Regions from separate parts of the Homo sapiens genome. Here region 2 is linked to region 1. Evidence: read pairs that join two places in POLR2A ChIA-PET (ENCODE). Cell type or tissue: GM12878. All regions are shown on one strand. Each heading gives the region's core, and the rest is flanking DNA. Links, peaks and the distances in the headings are about the cores only.

Region 1 (4,403 bases), core at 404-4,403:
ACTAAGGTGGGTCTCCTATACCTCAAAAACAAAGCTGACAATTCTCCCAGACTATGGATGCCATTTACAGCCACACATCACTACATCAAGTATCACAATGTTTATTGATAGATACAAGTATATAAAATCAGGGCATGAACATGACTTGATAAATTAAGTAGACTTAATTTCAATACTATAATAGGAGGGACCAATTCAAATTCTCACCATTTGTTTCACACCCACAAAAACCACTTCAAGGGCATTAACGATCTCTCAAAACTGATCAGTTTTGTGCAAGTAAACCATGTTTCTTTTAAAAAGACTTGTGCACTTGCCCAGGCTCAAGGATATTAAAATCTAGCACATAAAGCCCATTACTAGAGGTAGAAATACAGGCAATATACTATTACGGCAACAACCATCAATTACAGTTAAGAATTTTTCTGTAACAACCAAATGGATAATCAAATATTGCAACAACTCAAGTATTACTGAGCAAAGTGCATTTCTACAGTATTCAGTGTTGCTATTCAGTTTTCTAACTTAAAACAGCCTATGATAACTGGCAGCAAAGAAGGTCCTTGCAATAGACTGCCTCTGCTTGAGAACTTATGATGTAATTATTGCATGCTGCTAATATACTATCTAAACATTAAAGATACTCCTAAAATATTTGATGGTAGACTATGATTAAGACATTACACTACAAAAAAACCTTATGCAGAAGGAAATCCTAACTGACGTGCTTCTGCTTTAAATATTGTGAAAACATTACAGCGGAATGAATTTTCGCAGTGGTTAGGTCAAATGCAGTTACATCATAGCAACAGTATGTTTTGCACAATTTAAGGCTTTGGCTGGTTCTTTAGTCAGCTTCTTCCTCTGATTCTTCTTCTTCAGCAGTTTCTAACCAGGTTAGCCACTGATTCACCTATAAATTAAGATTTGTAAATTAAAATAGTTCATGATATAAACAGAAATCCATCCAAAAAGTTTTAGGTGGTACTACACAGTTTTAGAATATGAAACAAGGATATCCCTACCAACAATTTGTATATTAAGTTAACGAACAGTGGTATATTATCCAGATTTGGGACAACACAGAGCTAAAGATTTAATCCTGCAAGGATGATCCTCGTGAATCTTGTTTATCATCAGCAATAAAAAGGTAGGAAGATGCTGCAGGACCAATGTTTCTCAAGCCTGGGCCCCCTGGAAAACTAGTAGCATGAGAAAGAATCACCTGGATTTTGTACCACAGACCTACTAAACCAGAATCTCTAGGAATAGGCCTGGAACCTGCTTTTTAAACTGCTCTTCAGGTGATTTGAGAGAATGCCCTGATGTTCTTCCCCTAGGGCTACAAGTTCATTCAATAAGAAAAAATCAAATTGTGAGAAATCAGAAACATCTCCTCTTTTTAGAAAAATATATAGTATTTAAACTTTTTTTCTTTTTTTGAGACACAGTCTCACTCTGTTGCCCAGACTAGAGTGCAGTGGTGTGATCTCAGCTCACTGCAACCTCTGCCTCCTGGGCTCAAGACATCCTCCCGAGTAGCTGGGACCAGGACCACAGAACATGTCACCACGTCTGGCTAATTTTTTGTATTTTTTAGAGACAGGGTTTCACTATGCTGCCCAGGCTGGTCTTGAACTCCTGAGCTCAAGTGATCCTCCCACCTCAGCCTCTTAAAGTGCTAGGATTACAGGCATGAGCCACGTGCCCAGCTACAATTTCCTCTTTACTGATGTTTTTAAAAAAGCTTAAATCGAAACTTGTACAGTCACTCCCATGTATATAAGTAGCTATACTCCTTGAAAAGTTAGCTACCTCTAACATCTTATACACCACTAGAATTGATTCATTGTGTAGCTTTACTTAATAATAGCTTCAAATAGTGCAGAATGAAATGTACAGGTGAAGACAAACTACTAACTAGGACTACCTTGCCTGTATTTCAGTTGAAAAAGGCTCTTAACTTGAAGTTAATACCAAGCAAACTGAAGTAAGCAGACCAAATTTTTAACAAAAGACTTACCTGGAACAAAGCCTTGCCTTTTCCCGGAAACTCTTGGGTTATATCTTCTTTCCAAGCCAAGAAAGCTTCTTCTTCAATAATTTCCATGTCATAGAAGTGCACAAAAAAGCGAAGTAACATGCCTTAAAAAAAAAAAAAAAAAGAAAAAAGTAATAAGCCCATTATTTAGTGTTCTGTTTAAGAACTTCCTCACGCCGTTCTTCTGATACAAGTCCTCTCACCTTTTGGGAAGTTGCTGTTATAGCAGTGCACCTGGAGAGCATACAGGGCACTGACTTGTAGATCAACGTGATCATGAAGAAATTTCTGCATTACTGGCTTGAAAGATAGTAGTAGTTGTTTTTCCTGCTCTAACTGTTCTTTGGAAGGAGCAGAGGATGAATCTGTTTCATCGCTGGGGGGGTTTACTTCACTAGAAATGTACTGTAAGAAGCTGGACAGAAAGAGGTCTTGTTAGAACCCAACAGTGAGTTTTCTTGCTCAAGAGACAACTCTTAGTCTCCTACGCTTCTTTTCCAGTACATGAAACATTACCATATGCAGAAAACCATTCGTCTTACCTAGTCATTAAGATGTTCACAAATCCTTTATCTACATGAAGTTTGGGAGAGATGTTATCTTTAATCCATTTATATATGGTTTGAGGGGATGGATCCAACTTTATTTGCTTCAACAGTTCCTTCTCCAATTTGAGGAGTGGGAATAAGAAACTCAGTCCCTTTCCTTCCAAAATCTCCAACATGCGGTCCTTATTCTGATCAATTTCTGAAGAGACAAAGCCACCTGCATCATCTAATAGTTCATTTTACCAAGTTGTCCTGTCCAGAGAGCAGAGCTTCACAAATGATGTCCCCAAGTATGTAAGATCCATGTAGCAGAATAGAGAACCAACCCAGCAAATGAAAAAAACTCAACATACGGATCAAATGAAAGTAGTTAAATTATAAATCTCTCTTTATAGGTGAGATCTGTGGTAATGTTTATCATTATCTGAGCAGGACAATCAGACTGTCTGACCTACATAAATCCACTCAAGGTACCTGAAATCTCTAGATATAATATTAAAAAAACAAAACAAACAAGTCAGCATTCTCTTACCTGGGAGCATTTTCTGCATATTGACCTTGCTTTGTTGAAAAAGTTCTGTTAACCATTCTCGATCTTGTAATTTAGCTAACTGCTGAAGACAAAGTAGGAAGAGAGGAAAATGGGTGCCACTTTCTAGTGGTTGAGCTAGTTCTGAAATGCTCACCAGCTCTGAAATGATGGCACGAGCTGCAAACTGTGCTAAATAGGATTTCACCAAAGGGATGTCAACCTCCAGTTTGGGACACTGGTCCAATACATTCAGGAAAGCCTTGAAAGAAATATACAACAGTTTATCAGTTTTCGAATTTGAGTGGTAAGAGTTCTTACCACACAATCAGTAAAGTGTCCTACCTGCATGAAGTTGTCACTTGTGGCTATCCCTTCCTGTTTGAGTAAACTGATCAAAGAACTTGCTTTTTCTTTATCTTCATCGCTTCTATCTAGTGACAGGATGATTACTTTGCTTAACATCTCAGGAAGAAAGTGTTTAGGAGCCCTCATTTCTCTTACACCATTGACAGCCTCATTTGCATTTCCACTATTTAGATATTCAGTCACAACAGTTTCCTGTGAAGAACACAAGTATCTTTAATGTATTCTCTATCTCAAATACAGGCTAATTACACTAAAATGGGATATTTGAAACTTACAGTTAGTTTAAGGAGTTCTTCCTTTGACGGTGGTGGCTTTTTGCTGGTCTTGGCAGGCTTTTCCTGGATAAGCGGTGGATTAGTTTTGAGACCAAGCTGAGGTGTCTAAAAAACAAGCAATGACAGACTTTTTTTAAAAAGAGGACTATGAAATTAGGGGGAAGAACACACTAAATTTAGAAAAAAGTCTTCAGATATCTTTAGAAAATGCTGTCCTACTATGGTCTGTACCTGTCCCAGAGGTGGTGTTTGAGTGCGTGGTGGTTGTGCACTAGGAGGAATCATAGTTATCTGGGGCTGAAGCTTTGGCACTTGATTTTTATTCATTAGGAACGACTGAGCAGGCCTCAGGCTAATCTGGAATTGAAAACAAAATATATCTAAATTAACAACATGCAGTTGGCGAACATATTAAATACAACATTCTAAAATCCTATACAGTGACAGAATCTAGGGAAACATTAAGCTTTTTGAAAAACTAAAGAAGGTACTCCACATTAACAGGTTTAATTTTTGGCAAAAAATTTAAAGATCTGATGCATACAGTAGTAAGATACTATTATAAATCTTACATTCTCTTAGAATTAGCATGACTAAAATATTCAAATAAAAAACTGCAAATTTAACTACAGTTTAGAAAA
Region 2 (4,403 bases), core at 300-4,299, 1.1 Mb after region 1:
CAATCGTGCATAAGAATCTGCTTATCTTATTATATACATTGTGGGTTTTTTCATGTTCTTGTTGTGTCTTTATGATTTTCTGAAGTATTAGTGTATTCCTGACAAGTCTCCTCACATCCTTTGACATGTTTGTTTTCCTTGAGTATATAAGCAAGAGGAAATAAATTACATGTTTTTAGAAAAACTGATATAAATCCTAGATAAGGAAAATAAAATTTTTTGAGAAATTTGAGCCTACAGCTAGATATTCTGGATGTAATTTGACAGTGGTAGAAAAGCTAAGGCTAAGAAGACTTTTCTCTTCTTTTAATTTGTATAAACGTATGGGATACAAGCATAATTTTTTTTTTCTTTATTAGAGATAGGGTCTCGCCATGTTGCCCAGGCTGGTCTCGAACTCCTGGGCTCAAGTGATCCTCCCACCTTGGCCTCCCAGATTATTGGGATTACAGGCATGAGCCACCACACCCAGCCTACAAGTGTAATTTTGTTACATGCATAGATTGTGTAGTAGTGAAGGCAGGTATTTTAGGGTATACATTGCCTGAACAACATACATTGTACCCTTTAATTAATCTTTCATCATCTACCCCCCTCCCACCCACTTAGGGCTAAGAAGACTGAGCCATTTAGGGGAAATTGCAGAGGGATACTAGTGGGAATGGAGTTGAAGATAAAGTGGATACTAAGAAAGTCTTGAATTTTTATATTAGTATAGTTTGCATTATTTTCCGATTATAATGATTTATAGAGATTGTTTATTAGAAAGGCTTGATTATTTACAGATGTTGTGATTTGATTTTTAAATTGACGAGTCATGGGAAATGTGGTATATTTTAATGATGTACTTTACTTCAGTTTTCATCCACTTTAAAATGGAAGCATTCAAAACATGAAATCACAAAAATAGAAAAGCAATTTGATGCTCAAAAACTTAGAAACTGAAAAAAGGCTAAAAAATTATAACTTGATGATGTTTTTACTCTTAGTTCTCTTGTATTTACATTTATTCCTAAATCGAAATACACTGAGTAAAAAGTTCAGTCAGATTTTTAAAAAATATGATCAGACTTGTCATATTTAAGAACACAGCTTTCTGCTGCTTAACTTCTATAGCTAACACTTTAGATTTTAAGTAAACAACGTGAATTTTAATACAGAAAGTAAATTTTTTGAAGGGATCCTTGAGTATTAAGCCAATTATAACTGTTCTTTAATCTTTACTGTCCACTGTCAGTATTTTAGTAGTATTTAGGAAATTGGACATCTTTATTTAAATTTTCAGAATACCTACAAATGCATTCTTAGTTATTTGATTATTTCTCATGCTATGTAACTATCTTTTTAATGTTAACTTTTACATTGAATAAATCATTTATTTATTTTAATGTTTAAGTTTTTCCACATTTGGCCAGTGCGAGCCCTTTCACCTGACTTTATATGTCCTCTTAACGTACATACACCATTCTTTGAGCGCTTATTTTCTGGCAGTACAAGGTATCCCAAATTATTGTAATTTCTCAGCCCTAATTCTAAGATTAGCCATTTCTGCAAAGACCTCTAGGTTCTTTTTCTGGAGAATGATACTTAGAAATTGAGATCTGGGTTCTAATTGTACTACTATTATGGTGATAGCATTGCTTCTAGTCCTTTCAGTGGAAGGAGCTAGAAAATATGCATACAAACACATATGTGAGTGAGAGCTATATTTATTTTATATCTATTTCTCTCTAATATGTATGTATATATCCACTCAAATTATATTAATTCCTTTAATAAACAGTTAAAAAAATTTTTTTGTATTACAAGAAAAATGTAGGAATTTATTTTATGCTTATATTTATTTATACATATTTATAATATGCCTATATGTAGTATGTGTTTGTAATGTAGACATGTTGGAAACCTAGTGTGTTGGCAGTTTTGCTTCTTCCACAAATTTATGGAGTTAAGCTATTTATAAAAAATTTATTTTTTTAAATTGTAAAATACACATAACATAACATTTACTGTCTTAACTGTCTTTAAGTATGTACAGTTCGGTGGTACTAAGTACATTCTTATTGTTGTACTACCATCACCATCATCTATCCACAGAACTCTTTTCATCTTACAAAACTGAAACCATGTACCTATTAAATAACTCGCCATTCCTCTCTGCCCCTAACCTCTGGCAACCACCATTCTACTTTCCATCTCGGTGAATTTGACTAGTGTAGATATCTCATATAGTATTTGTCTTTGTGACTGGCTTATTTCACTTAGCATAATGTCCTCAAGGTTTTTTCATATTGTGGAATTGTTTCAGGATTTCATTCCTTTTTGAAACTGTGTATGTGTGTATATCATATTTATACATTATAGAATATAATCTTATTTTTAATGTAAAGTAGATTTTTAGCATTTTTATTTCTATTTAGATAACTTTCTTTAGCCATTTTCTTTTAGGTTAGGTCTGCTGGCATCAAATCTTTTCATTTTTCTTCATCTGAGAATGTCTTGATTTCTCTATGATTCCTGAAGGATATTTTCACTGGAAATGTAATTCTGGGTTGACAGCTCTTCTTTCAGCCCTTGAAGTGTTGTGCCACTTCCTTCTGCCTCTGTTGTGATGTGATCAGAGAAATCTGCTGTCATTTGAATTGTTTTACCCTTATAGTTAAGATGGGTTTTCCCCTAAATACTTGCAAAAATCTTTCTCTTTGTCTTTAGTTCTTAAGGGATTTGATTATGATGCGTCTTGAGATGGATTTCTTTAGGTTTACCTTATTTGGGGTTTGCTCAGCTTCTTGATTATATAGGTTAATGTCTTTTGCCAAATTTGGGAAGTTTTCAGCAGTTATTTCTTTGAGTACTTTTTAAACCTGCCCTCTTTCTCCTTTTCTTCCCAGTTCTGAATGACATGAATGTTGGATCTTTTGTTATAGTCCTACAGGTGCTTGCCACTGATCATTGTTTTAGGGTCTGTTTTTTCTTTATTGTTCAAACTGGGTAATTTCCATTGTTTTTATCTTCAGTTCACTGATTCTTTTGTCATCTTCATTCTGCTGTTGGGCCCACCTAATTAGTTTTCATTTCGGTTTTATCTGTTATTTATTTGCTGAGACTTTCTGTTTTTTTTCAGGCGTTTAGTAATTGCTTGTTGAAACATTGCTGGATCTTATGGTAATACTATGTTTAGTTTTGTGAGTAACCACCAGACTGTTTTCCACAGTGGCTGCACCATTTTACATTCCTACCAGCAATGCACAAGAGTTCCAGTTTCCCCACATCCTTACCAACACTTTTTATTTATTTTCCTTATCTCTCTCTCTTTTTTTCATTTCAATGGCCATCTTATAATGGGTGTGAAGTCGTTACTCTTTGTGGTTTCTGATTTGCATTTCCCTGATTACTGATGTTGACCATCTTTTTATGTGCTTGTTGGCTATTTTTACATATTCTTTGGAGAAATGTTTAAGTTCTTTGTCCATTTTTTAATCAGGGTGTTAGGGTTTTTCTGTTGTTATGTTATAAGAATTCTTTATATATTTGGGGTATTAATCTCTTATACAGTTTGCAAATATTTTCTCCCATTCTGAGTTGTCTTTTTACTCTGATAGTGCCCTTTGATGTACAAAAGTTTTAATTTTGATGAAGTCCAAGTTACTTATTTTTCTTTTGCTGCCTGTGTCTTGGTATCATTTCCAAGAAATCATTGCCAAATCCAGTGTCATGAAACTTTTTCCCTTTGTTTTCTTCTAAGAGTTTTTATAGTTTTAGCTCTTACATATAGGTCTTTATCTATTTTTAGTTAATCTTTGTAGCTATTCATTTCCCTCCTATCTCCTTTGTTAAAGAGAAAATAAAAGCTTCATGACCAAAGATTGAACACTGAGTAACAATTTTACTATTAAACTGGGAACTAGATCCAATAACAAAGGGGTGGTGGTCAGGATAAGACTCAAGGCTCAGGAGAGGGAAAGTGGTAGGTTTTTTAAGAGCTGAAACCCATGAACAATCTGTTTCATATCAGATAAGCAAAGTCTGTCTGTGCCTGATTAGATGGCATATGTGAGCTAATTGTTTAGGCATTGTGTTCCCCTGAGTTGGTGGTGGTTCTTCTGGAAAGTTGTCGTGGTGATGAACATGATTATGGTACTAGGTGAAGATGGCACTATGGTAGTTTAGTAGAAATCAGGCATGTTTCACTGTCATCAGTCTAGGTGGCTAGGTCAGGATTCATCACCTTCCTTCTGGGGTCACTTTCTTTTTTCCTATAATACATTTTTTAAGGAGTTTCTTTAATGATAATCTATTGGTGACAGAAATCTCTGTTTTTGCATTCCTGATAGATATTTTTGCTGTTTATAGCATTCTGGGATAACAGTTATTTTCTCTCACAACAATGAAAGTATCATGCT

Evidence for each region. Peaks named below come from ENCODE experiments on the same cell type or tissue, not always from the same donor. Only the 100,000 strongest peaks of a DNase experiment are listed, where the experiment ranks them.
Region 2: POLR2A ChIA-PET joins it to region 1 with 5 read pairs; 5 of 35 experiments call an interaction of 5 or more read pairs at or near these places.

The regions. Positions count from the first base shown.
Region 1 is chr11:10,796,969-10,801,371 of GRCh38, forward strand. It overlaps EIF4G2 (eukaryotic translation initiation factor 4 gamma 2), which reads right to left. Exons shown (of 22, transcript NM_001418.4): 15 at 3,994-4,119; 16 at 3,763-3,867; 17 at 3,464-3,679; 18 at 3,122-3,380; 19 at 2,584-2,788; 20 at 2,245-2,456; 21 at 2,024-2,145; 22 at 86-913. The coding sequence ends at 848. Among named protein-coding and RNA genes, the nearest start is that of SNORD97, 2.4 kb to the right of the region's middle. In GM12878, for the core only: no CTCF peak of the experiment used is centred there; no DNase peak of the experiment used is centred there.
Region 2 is chr11:11,862,383-11,866,785 of GRCh38, forward strand. The region is part of intron 1 of USP47 (ubiquitin specific peptidase 47); the gene reads left to right. Among named protein-coding and RNA genes, the nearest start is that of USP47, 23 kb to the left of the region's middle. In GM12878, for the core only: no CTCF peak of the experiment used is centred there; no DNase peak of the experiment used is centred there; H3K27ac peaks cover 1,003 bases.